Regions from separate parts of the Homo sapiens genome. Here region 1 is linked to region 2. Evidence: chromatin loops called from intact Hi-C (ENCODE). Cell type or tissue: PC-9. All regions are shown on one strand. Each heading gives the region's core, and the rest is flanking DNA. Links, peaks and the distances in the headings are about the cores only.

Evidence for each region. Hi-C counts contacts between places; a loop is a spot of excess contacts. Peaks named below come from ENCODE experiments on the same cell type or tissue, not always from the same donor. Only the 100,000 strongest peaks of a DNase experiment are listed, where the experiment ranks them.
Region 1: it touches region 2 in a loop (8-fold over the local background); 5 of 110 quality-filtered maps call a loop at or near these places.

The regions. Positions count from the first base shown.
Region 1 is chr11:67,019,073-67,024,434 of GRCh38, reverse strand. It overlaps SYT12 (synaptotagmin 12), which reads right to left and starts at 1,301. Exons shown (of 8, transcript NM_177963.4): 1 at 975-1,301. RefSeq lists enhancers at 1-369, 542-641, 370-870, 1,812-3,011. In PC-9, for the core only: a CTCF peak has its summit at 2,542 (motif pointing right); DNase peaks (open chromatin) are centred at 1,864 and 2,544; H3K4me3 peaks cover 2,061 bases; H3K27ac peaks cover 1,156 bases.
Region 2 is chr11:66,844,847-66,850,208 of GRCh38, reverse strand. It overlaps RCE1 (Ras converting CAAX endopeptidase 1), which reads right to left. Exons shown (of 8, transcript NM_005133.3): 5 at 5,173-5,340; 6 at 4,972-5,043; 7 at 4,647-4,709; 8 at 3,657-4,349. The coding sequence ends at 4,114. PC (pyruvate carboxylase) reads left to right here. Exons shown (of 23, transcript NM_001040716.2): 20 at 93-272; 21 at 350-598; 22 at 839-979; 23 at 1,062-1,789. The coding sequence ends at 1,310. Among named protein-coding and RNA genes, the nearest start is that of RCE1, 4.1 kb to the right of the region's middle. In PC-9, for the core only: no CTCF peak of the experiment used is centred there; a DNase peak (open chromatin) is centred at 3,218; H3K27ac peaks cover 2,730 bases.

The DNA of each region.
Region 1 (5,362 bases), core at 295-5,294, 170 kb before region 2:
CAGAGCTGCTTAGGAAAGCTTTCAGACTTCAGAGTAGGGAGGCTGGGGGCTTGGGGACTTGTCCTAACCCTTCTTCACACTGGCTGTGGTAACTTCGGTGGGTCTCCTGCCCTCTCTGAGCCTCAATTTCCCCATTTCTAATAGGAAGCACTATTGCTGCTGCTCTCTAAAACTGTCATCCCCTGACGGGGAGAAGGAGCTGACATTCCATGGTGCAGCTTTCCCAGGCTTTTGGGAATGGAGGAGGGTGCACACAGTCTCTCTGCAGCCCCTGGAAGAGAGCTCCCAGGATGGCCAGCTCAGGGCCTTCCACCCACAGGCCAGGCTCCCGGCCCCCCACCTCCCTCCCCCAACTTCAGCCCAAATCTACAGCCTTGAGGCCCTGAGTCTGGGCAAGCTTCCTCCCCTGCCCCGCCATACCCCTCTCCTAAGCTCTGGAAAGCCCCCCACTCAGGCTGGTGCCACCGGCGGCTGAGGGTCATATCTGGCTCTTCACACGGCCAGGGCCTCCTCGGGCTGGGGTGCAACGTTCCCCTCCAGATTGGGACGGTTCCTGCAGACCCAGCGCTCCTGCCTCGGGAACCTCCAGGGTGTATGGGGACCGGAGTGTCGGGAGGGGGTGCGAAGCCAGAGCAGGGACAGTGAGGACAGTCAGGGCGCTGAATGCGAAAGTGAGGGGCGTGTGTGCAGCGTGGGCGCGGGGAGGCGTGTAAATGGCCGGGTGAGCCGCGTGTGTGCACATGCGGGGCGTGCGATGCGATGCGCACTGCGCGGAGTGGCCGGGCCGGGTAAGGGCGCCCAGCGTGCGCGGTGCCCGGCATTCGTTCGTGTGCAAGCGCGGCGCGGAGGTGCAGGAGCGCGGAGTGCGCGGGGCTCTGGGGTCCCGGGCCCAGGGCCCGAGGAGGGGGCTGCGTGCGTCCGCGATCAGGGTGCGATCCCGGCCGCGCACGGGGGTCGGCGGGGTGCGTACTCACCCGGGCTCCGCGGAGGGGCCGCCGCTCCGGCTGGGCTCCAGCTGCCGGCCCGCCTCCCGCAGCGCGCACGCACCTGCGCCTAGCCCGGCCGCCGGCGGCAACGCCACCCCTGCAGTGTCGCCGGGCTCCCGCCTCCGAGGAGCGCGGCGCGGGCCGGGGGCTCGGCCGGGCCGGGGCGGCGGACCGGAGCTGCGCCGCAGTCCGGGCACGCTCCCAGGAGCCCGCCGCGCGCTCCCTCGCGCTCGCCCGCTTGCCCGCCCGCTCCCTCTTGAATTTAAAGTGACAAGCTCGAGCGCTGTCTCTGCTCCTGGGGTCCGAGCCGGAGATCCCCAAGCGCGTCCGGGATCCAGGGACGCCCTGAGGCCAAGCCCAACCCCTCGCTCCCACGCCTGGGGACAGGGGTGGGTGGGGACGTGCCCACAGGCCTCTGAGAGGCAGGCCAAGCACTGGACTCAGAGCCAGCCGGCCTGGGTTCTAGCCCCAGCCTCCGCGCCCTGGGTTATCCTGTTCTCTTTCTAGGCCTCAGTTTCTTTACCTTAAAAACGGACCCGATACTGCGCACCTCCGGGAGCCAAGGAAAACAGCGACAGGAGGCGCAGCGGAAAGTTTCCCCTTTTCTGAATGGATAATTACTCCCTCCCACCACGATTGAGCTGTAGGTCAGCTCTGTGCTGGTGCCTTACAACATCATCTCAGTCCTCACCGTGGCCTAATCTGGTCGTGGTGACTCCATTTTTTACATGAAGAAACAGGCTCAGAGAGGTGACCAAGGTCACAGAGCCAAAGGTCAGAGCCAGAATTGAACCCAGGTCTGTGTGACTTCAAACTCCATACCTTTAACCACTAAGGGGTCGTGCTTTCTCTCCCAAAGGAATGAATGAATCATTCAGGAGATATTTATGACGCCCCCGCAGGGGCTGGGCACAGTGCCAGGTGTGGGCGATCTTCCATCTTCCGGGAACAGGGGACAGGTCCCTCCCTGCCCGCGCAGTCTGGCAGTGAGGCACGGCTTGCACTGGGAGGGGCTGGGTGCGGGGGAAGGTGCCACATGTTGTGGGCACAGTAACCAGGGGAGCAGGCTGGGTGGACACCTGGGGAGACCTCTCCAACGGTCTGGGGTGGGGGAGGAAGAGGGGCGAGGATCCCAGATGGGGAGCAAGTGTGCAAGGGTGGCAGTGCTTCCTGGCTCATCTACACTCTGGGCCTTTAGAGCTGAGGGCAGCCTGTGGGCACTGACCTCTCAGTGGAGGCTGGGTCTGTGCTGGCTTGGTGCAGTGTGGGCATCCTTGGTCTAGAAGACAGGATGCTGGGGAGCCCTAGAAAGAGAGTTGCATCTGGCTAACACGGTGAAACCCCGTCTCTACTAAAAATACAAAAAAATTAGCCAGGTGTGGTGGCGGGCGCCTGTAGTCCCAGCTACTCGGGAGGCTGAGGCAAGAGAATGGCGTGAACCCAGGAGGCGGAGCTTGCAGTGAGATCGCGGCGACTCCGTCTCAAAAAAAAAAAAAGAAAAGAAAAAGAAAAAAAGAAAGAGAGCTGCATCTTACCTTCACCCACAGGGGGCGCTTTTGTCTTCATTTCATTTCCTGGACCTGGAACAGAACAAAGAGAAAGGGCATTATCATGGGGCGGGGGGCCTGGGTAATGGGCCCTGAGCTTTCACTGCCATTTCCCATTTAACTCAACCTTCACAGCCAGCTGCAGCTTTGGTACGATTGAGTCCATTTGAGTCCATTTTCTTCGCAGGACACCCAGGCCTGGGGAATGAATGGCCGAGTTTCTGGTTTGGAAGGGAGTTGGGAGTCAGACACATCATCAGGGCATAAAAGGGGCCAGACTCTAATAGGGTATTCTACCCAAGCAACAAAAGACAAAGTTGAGGCCAGGCACAGTGGCTCAAGCCTGTAATCCCAGCACTTTAGGAGGCTGAGGTAGGGCGGATCACTTGAGGCCAGGAGTTCGAGACCAGCCTGGCCAACATGGTGAAACCCCGTCTCCACTAAAAATGCCTGTAGTCCCAGCTACTCAGGAGGCTGAGGGAAAAGAATTGCTTGAACCTGGGAGCATAGGCTGCAGTGAGCCGAGATTGGCCTGGGCAGCAGAGCAAGACTCCATCTCAAACAAACAAAAAAAAAAAGCAAAGTTGAGGCTGGTCCAGTTCTGGTGTCACACTGGGGAGCTGATGCAGGGGCGGGAGTGAGCTTGAAATGAGAGATCTTGTCAATTTCATGTTGAACACCCTTCAATGATCAGAAAAGCGTACACGGGTGCACCAAAAGACAAGGATAGAATGTTGACAGTAGCCCCAAACAGGAGACCACAAATGCCCATTATGAATCAAATGCACAGATGCATTGTGGTGTAGTGACACAATGGAAGACTGTGCCACTAAGAAGAGAAGCAAAACTACAACCACTAATGAAAGGCGAGTGAATCCACCTTTCAGGCTCACGCCTGTAATCCTAGCACTTTGGGAGGCCGAGGCAGGTAGATTGCCTGAGCTCAGGAGTTCGAGACCAGCCTGGGTAACAAGGTGAAATGCCGTCTCTACTAAAAAATACAAAATTAGCTGGGCGTGGTGGTATGCACCTATAATCCCAGCTACTCGGGAGGCTGAGGCAGGAGAATCGCTTGAACCCAGGAGGTGGAGGTTGCAGTGAGCTGAGATCACGCCACTGCACTCCAGCCTGGGCGACAGAGACTCCGTCTAAAAAAAAATGGTGGGTGAATCTCACAAACGTACTGCTGAGCAACAGAAGCTGGACACAGAGAACGCTGCTGATGGATGCATTTATAGGAGGTTCAAAGACAAGCAAAACTACTCTGTGCATGGGACTCTGGTCCCCATGGGGGTGGTGACTAGAGGGGCCTACGGGAGGATGCTGGGGTGCTGGTCACATTCTGGTTTTGATCTCAGTGCCCATCTCCTGGGTGTGTTCACTTTGTGAAAATTCATGGCATTGTACACTGATGATTTGTACACTTTTGTGCATGTGTGATATGCTTCTGTACAATTTACAAAAACAAACACATCTCATGTGGCTGCATGCTGCACTGGAAATGGAAGCCAAACTCCTTTCTGGGGCCTACAGACCCTGCTGGCCTCTCTGAACTTTCATGCCACCATCCCTGTCACCTGCTGAGCTCCTGCCTCCTGGGCCTTCTGGCCTTCCTGACGCCTGACAAGCCATTCTCCGCCTCAGGGACTCTCCCTTGCTGGTCCCTTTGCTTGGAGTGTTTTCCCTGCTCTCACCAACAGCTTCCTCCGTCTTCTGTGCATCACATCCTACAGAAGTCACCTCCTCCGAGCAAAGCCCCTACTCATTCTTCCTTGACCTCTGGGACCTTTGGGACCAGTTCCTGAAGAGCAGTGCACCTCAGGGGAGGCCCCACCCTGAGGTTGGCCTGAAGGATGCTCCATCTGAGCATCACAGAGATGCTGTGCGTGGAGTCAGTGACACTTAAAGGTGAAGAGACTAGAAAGAAAAGGCGCCCAAGGCCACACAGCTGGGCCCCAAGACTAGTGCTCCAGCAAGCGGCTCGCCACTTTTTTTTTTTTTTTTTGAGACAGGGTCTCACTCTTTCACCCAGGCTGGAGTGCAGTGGCACAAAGACGGCTTACTGCAGCCTTGACCACCCAGGCTCAGGTGATCCTCCCACCTCAGCCTCCTGAGTAGCTGGGTTACAGGCTCACGCCACCACGCATGGCTAATTTTTTGTATTTTTGTAGAGACAGGGTTTTGCCACGTTGCCCAGGTTGGTCATGAACTCCTGGGCTCAAGTGATTCCCCCCTCCTCGGCCTCCCAAAGTGTTGGTGATATGGTTTGGCTGTGTCCTCACCCAAATCTCATCTTGGATTGTAGTTCCCATAATTCCCACGTGTTGTAGGAGGGACCCAGTGGGAGATAATTGAATCGTGGGGGGCGGTTTCCCCCGTACTGTTCTCGTGGTAGTAAGTCTCATGAGATCTGATTTTTTTTTTTTTTTGAGGTGGAGTTTCGCTCTTGTTGCCCAGGCTGGAGTGCAATGGCACGATCTTGGCTCACTGCAACCTCCGCCTCCCAGGTTCAAGCGATTCTCCTGCCTGAATCTCCTGAGTAGCTGGGATTACAGGCATGCGCCAACACGCCCGGCTAATTTTGTATTTTTAGTAGAGATGGGGTTTCTCCATGTTGATCAGGCTGGTCTCGAGCTTCCGACCTCAGGTGATCTACCCACCTCAGCCTCCCAAAGTGCTGGGATTACAGGCATGAGTCACCACGCCCAGCGATCTGATGGTATTATAAGGGGAAACCCCTTTCGCTTGGCTCTCATTTTCTCTCGTCTGCCACCATGTAAGATGTGCTTTTCGCCTTCTGCCATGATTGTGAAGCCTCCCCAGTCATGA
Region 2 (5,362 bases), core at 113-5,112:
CCGGTGCTCCTTACCTGACCCAGCCCTGCATGCACCTGCCACTGGCCTCCTTGAGGTGCCTGGCACCCTAACCTCCAGGGCCTTCTCCTCAGGTGACGCCCTCCTCCAAGATCGTGGGGGACCTGGCCCAGTTTATGGTGCAGAATGGATTGAGCCGGGCAGAGGCCGAAGCTCAGGCGGAAGAGCTGTCCTTTCCCCGCTCCGTGGTGGAGTTCCTGCAGGGCTACATCGGTGTCCCCCATGGGGGGTTCCCCGAACCCTTTCGCTCTAAGGTAGGGAAGGCCCAGCATGGTGTGAGGGTGGGGGCTGGATGCAGGACTTGGGACTGATCCTCTGCTTTGCTCCCCAGGTACTGAAGGACCTGCCAAGGGTGGAGGGGCGGCCTGGAGCCTCCCTCCCTCCCCTGGATCTGCAGGCACTGGAGAAGGAGCTGGTAGACCGGCATGGGGAGGAGGTGACGCCGGAAGATGTGCTCTCAGCAGCTATGTACCCCGATGTGTTTGCCCACTTCAAGGACTTCACTGCCACCTTTGGCCCCCTGGATAGCCTGAATACTCGCCTCTTCCTGCAGGGACCCAAGATCGCAGAGGAGTTTGAGGTCAGTGGCTCTGGCGCTTCTCCACACTCCACCCTGGCCCCCTGCCCCAGAGCTCTGGAGTTTAGCTTGGCTGTCACCCAGCCTCGCAAGCTTTGGGAGCAGAAAGGACCCTTGAGACCGGGAGCTAGGCCTTTAGGAACGAGGAGCCAAGGCCCAGTGTGGGGACTTCCTATGGCCAGGGCCGGGGGACTGCTCTCCCACCTTGGCGTCCAGCTCTGAGTCTGCACACCCTCCCTGCAGGTGGAGCTGGAGCGGGGCAAGACGCTGCACATCAAAGCCCTGGCCGTGAGCGACCTGAACCGGGCCGGCCAGAGGCAGGTCTTCTTTGAGCTCAATGGGCAGCTGCGGTCCATCTTGGTCAAGGACACCCAGGCCATGAAGGTATTGTCTCCCCCAGGGCCAGCCAGGCGGTGGGGCTTGGCTGGGCCCAGGATGTCATGTCCCCTCTGCCCTGTGTCTTCAGGAGATGCACTTCCACCCCAAGGCCCTAAAGGACGTGAAGGGCCAGATCGGGGCGCCCATGCCTGGGAAGGTGATAGACATCAAAGTGGTGGCAGGGGCCAAGGTGGCCAAGGGCCAGCCCCTGTGTGTGCTCAGTGCCATGAAGATGGAGACTGTGGTGACCTCACCCATGGAGGGTACTGTCCGCAAGGTTCATGTGACCAAGGACATGACACTGGAAGGTGACGACCTCATCCTGGAGATCGAGTGATCTTGCCCCAGACCGGCAGCCTGGCCATCCCCAAGCCTTCAACAGAAGCTGTGCTGCCACGGCAGGCCCAGGCCAGCCAGTGCCCGAGGCCAGGAAGGCCGGGCCGTGGAGGTCCTGTCCACAGCTGGACAGGAGAGACACCGCCTGCGGTGGTTCATTCCTTTCAGCCATCGTCCTTTCCTCCGGCGGACAGCTGCTTACATGTTCATCTCTTGCCAAATAAGGGTCCCCTCCTCACTGGAGACTACAAGTGGTGGGTCAGGTGGTCCTAGGACCCAGGGGAGGTTTAGGGGTCCTATCTCCTGGGGGAAGGGGAGATCTAAGATGTCCCAGGTCCTGGGAAGTTTACTCAATAAAGCTGGCTTTCCCCTGCCCTCCATGCTGGATCCTGTGCAGCCCCCAGCCTGCACCACTCAGCAGTGGGGGGCTGCCTTTCAAGCTCCCCATGGGTGGGCAGGTCAGTTGTGTCGTTCTCCTCAGAGGGTAGTGAGAATGACCATCGTGGCCCTGTTTTAAGTCACTATTGGGTGCCTACTGTGTATACTCCCCAAACAGGACTAGTAGTACTGAACTTGCTTGAGGGGTGGGGCCTGTTCTAAGTATTTAACACCTATTAACACAGGGAATTAACCTTCATCCTCTTATGGACACAGAAATCAAGTCACAGGAAGATTAAATAATTTGTCCAGGACTTCACAAGTAGTAAGAGAGAGAGATGAAACCCAGGCCGTTGGCAGACTCGCCTCCCAACCCCGCTGCTTTATTTTCTAAAACCCAAGGCCAGCGTCCCACCTCAGTTAGCAGGTAAATGCAAGCAGGTACCACCTTGTGGGCAGTGGGTAAGACCCTCGGGAATGGTGATCCGGGAGTCTTGTGTGTGCTCTGGATGTGAGAATGTTGGTGGGAGGTGAGGGGGAGCACCGGGTCCAGGGTCTCAGGTTCTAACCCTGCCACTCCCCATGACCACCCCTCCAGACTCCTGCTCAGTTCCCTTTCCTGCAGTGGGGACAGTAACCCTGCCTGCACCACTGCCCTCCTGCCCACCTGCCCACAGGTAGGGAGAGGATGGTGAAGGGAGCAGGAGGCTGGGCAGTTCCTGAGATGGAGGGGTGGGTGTGGGGAGGCCGATGCAGGAAATCAGCCTCTGGATGGGAAGCACCCAGCAGGCCTCTGCCCAGTGCTCCCAGAGCCAGTCCAACCTCTGGGATGGGCAACTCACAGTGGGCTTGAGCCTCTTCCTTTCTGGACCGCCATGTCCTAGATGTACCCCAGGAGGCAGATGACTGCGATGCTGCCCCTTCCATCCGGGTGGATGTCGTTGTCATGGCCAGCCTGCAGGCATCGTGGGGGAGTGACCGCACATCCTTTTTCCCTCAGTGGCCAGCCTCAGAGAAGGGACCTTGGGACAACCTCCTTGATTGGGGAATGGGACCTAAAGGGCTTTCTTCCCTCCCCCGCCCCCCCTGCCCCCCACCCCGGAGATGGAGTCTCGCTCTGTCACCCAGGCTGGAGTACAGTAGTGTGATTTTGGCTCACTGGAATCTGTGCCTCCCAGGTTCAAGTGATTGTCCTGCCTTAGCCTCCTGCCACCACGCCCCGCCTATGCCCGGCTAATTTTTTGTATTTTTAGTAGAGACGGGTTTCACCATGTTGGTCAGGCTGGTCTCGGACTCCTGACCTCAAGTAATCCAGGGCTAATACTCTTTCAGGAATCTAATTTTAAAAGAGCACAGGCAGGGAAACGAGAGCCCTTCCAAAAATGATGGAGAGCAGGCAGAACACTTGCAGGTGCCGAGAAGGACCCTGGAGTCACTGTGTTGCTTGGCAAAGTCCCTGCTGCCCTCAGGGCTGCAGCCTGTGTTCTGGGTTCCTCTGGGGCAGAGGTCAGAGGTGGAGAGAACCAGAAAAGCCTCTACTTATGGTGACTCAGGGACCTATTTCCTCTTGTGAAAAACAAGACTGGCAGACTGTGGAGGTCCTGGCAGAGGCTTCAGGCCAGTCATCTTCCCCTCAGAGGAGATACGTCGGAGGCTCCATCGCTGAGGTCAGGGCCAGGGCCATGGTTCCCACTCCCTGACCCGTCAGCCAAGGCACAGGCCCCAGGATGAGCTGGGCTCACACCTGGTACCTGCAGTCTCAGAGCCAACCACACTAGGACTTTGGGGCATGGTTCAGGAAGGAGGAAGCCACAGGCTCCCAGCAACCAGAGCTCCCAGCCCATCCTGTACTCCAGGGAACTACCCGCCTGGATGCACCGCCCAGATGTCAGTGTTCAAGGTAGCTGGGACAGGTGGTGGGCACACTCCCAAGAGCTGCCTAGAGTCTTCACACAAGATCCCAAATAGACCGATTCCCAAAGGCCCAAGGCCATGTTACCCAAGTTAAATCTCTTTAATATCCCAATACAAAGTACTGATGCAAAAAGACAATGAGAAAACCCAGGAAGTTGGGGGGTGGGGGGTGGGGAGAGGTTTTATAAATAAAAAACCCCGAGCAGCTTTTCAGAGGCAGAGGAGCTAAGAGAAGCAGCAGTCCAAAGTGAGGAAGGGAGTGTGTGGCTCCTGGGACCTGCCCCTTGTCCCCTCACTCACAGCTGCTCGTAAACACCCCTTTCAAAAGGGGCTGCACCCTTTGGATATCTGCTTCTTTCTCTTGGTCCCTGGGACGCAACTAGCTCTGGCTTCAATCCCCTACAAAAATTCCTGAGATCTCGGGGACCCCAGCCAGCCCTTCCCCTGCAGTACCCCTTGGTGGGGAGGGCTGGGGAGCCGGTGAGAGTTCATAGCGTATCCAGGAGCATAGGTCAGGAGCACAGGGGAGCCTCTGAGTCCCCTGCCCGCTCCAAAAGCACACAAAGGGGAAGGCTGCCGTAGAGCTTGGGGTCCGTGAGGGGCTGGAGCAGAAGCAGGAAGAGTCCCACACCCAGGGCATAGCCTGCCAGCAGGGGCCGCCTCTGTGGGTGCTCCAAGGCCGCGCAAACAGCTGGGAAACCCATGTAATTGCAGAAGGAATGGCAGAGAACCGGCCCAATCAGGTGTCCTGGGGAAAAGAGACAGCAGCTCAGGGAGCAGCCCTACCACCTCCTCTGGCCCTTCCAGGGCTAGTGACCCTCATCCCCTGAAACAGGAGATCAAGATCCCACTACCCCAGCCATCCACCCACACACCACGGCCTCTGCTCCTTTCCACCTCTCAGACCTCACCAGGCTGAGGGCTCTGGCTCAGCCTGTCTCAAGGACTGGAGTAGAAGAACTTTTGTTCCTAGAACAAACAGTATTCCCATTCTCCCACCCGCTCCTGTGGGCCCCCAGGGACCCATGAGGGACTGAGGACCAACCTGTGCGGATGAAGAGGAAAGCAGTGTAGGCACCGAAGACAGCTGTGTAGGAGAACTGGAACGCTGGAGACGGGGAGGCCACGAGTGACCACACCTGCACGCCCTTCCTGCCCCCACACTACATACCCATCAGCCAAAGACCGACCATCCCCTCCCCCCGGGGCAGTAGCTGCCTGCCCCACCACCTACAGCTGTCCTGCACCCCAACTTCCCACGGTCAGTGGCCTCTCCAATACTGTGGCCCTCAGTTCCCAATTCCTTCTCCAGAGTGGCCATTAGCGACATCATCATACACCCTAACCCAGGCCAGCTAGCCAGGACTCACCAGCAGACAAGAAGATGTTCCCCACGCTGCTCTGGCGGAAACGCAGCTGCTCAATAATATGGTGAAAATGGGCTGGGAAAAAGGTGACAATCACATCACAGTCATTCCTCCCAGCCTCCCTTCTAGGACTGCCCCTCACCTCAAGCCCCCTTCTGAGCTCTCATGCTGAAAACACACCAGGACTAATCTGGCCAGACTCACCAACTCCAAAAAAGAGCGGGCAGGTGAACACAGCAGGGCCCAGGCCCATGCACGGTGCTAACATGGGCAGCATACAGGCCCGGAACACCAGCTCCTCTGTCAGCGGGGCGATCACTTGGTTCCGCAGCCAACGCATGTCTGTGAGGCAGCGGGCCCAGGAGCGGGGGGCTGCAGAGGGAATTCAGGACAA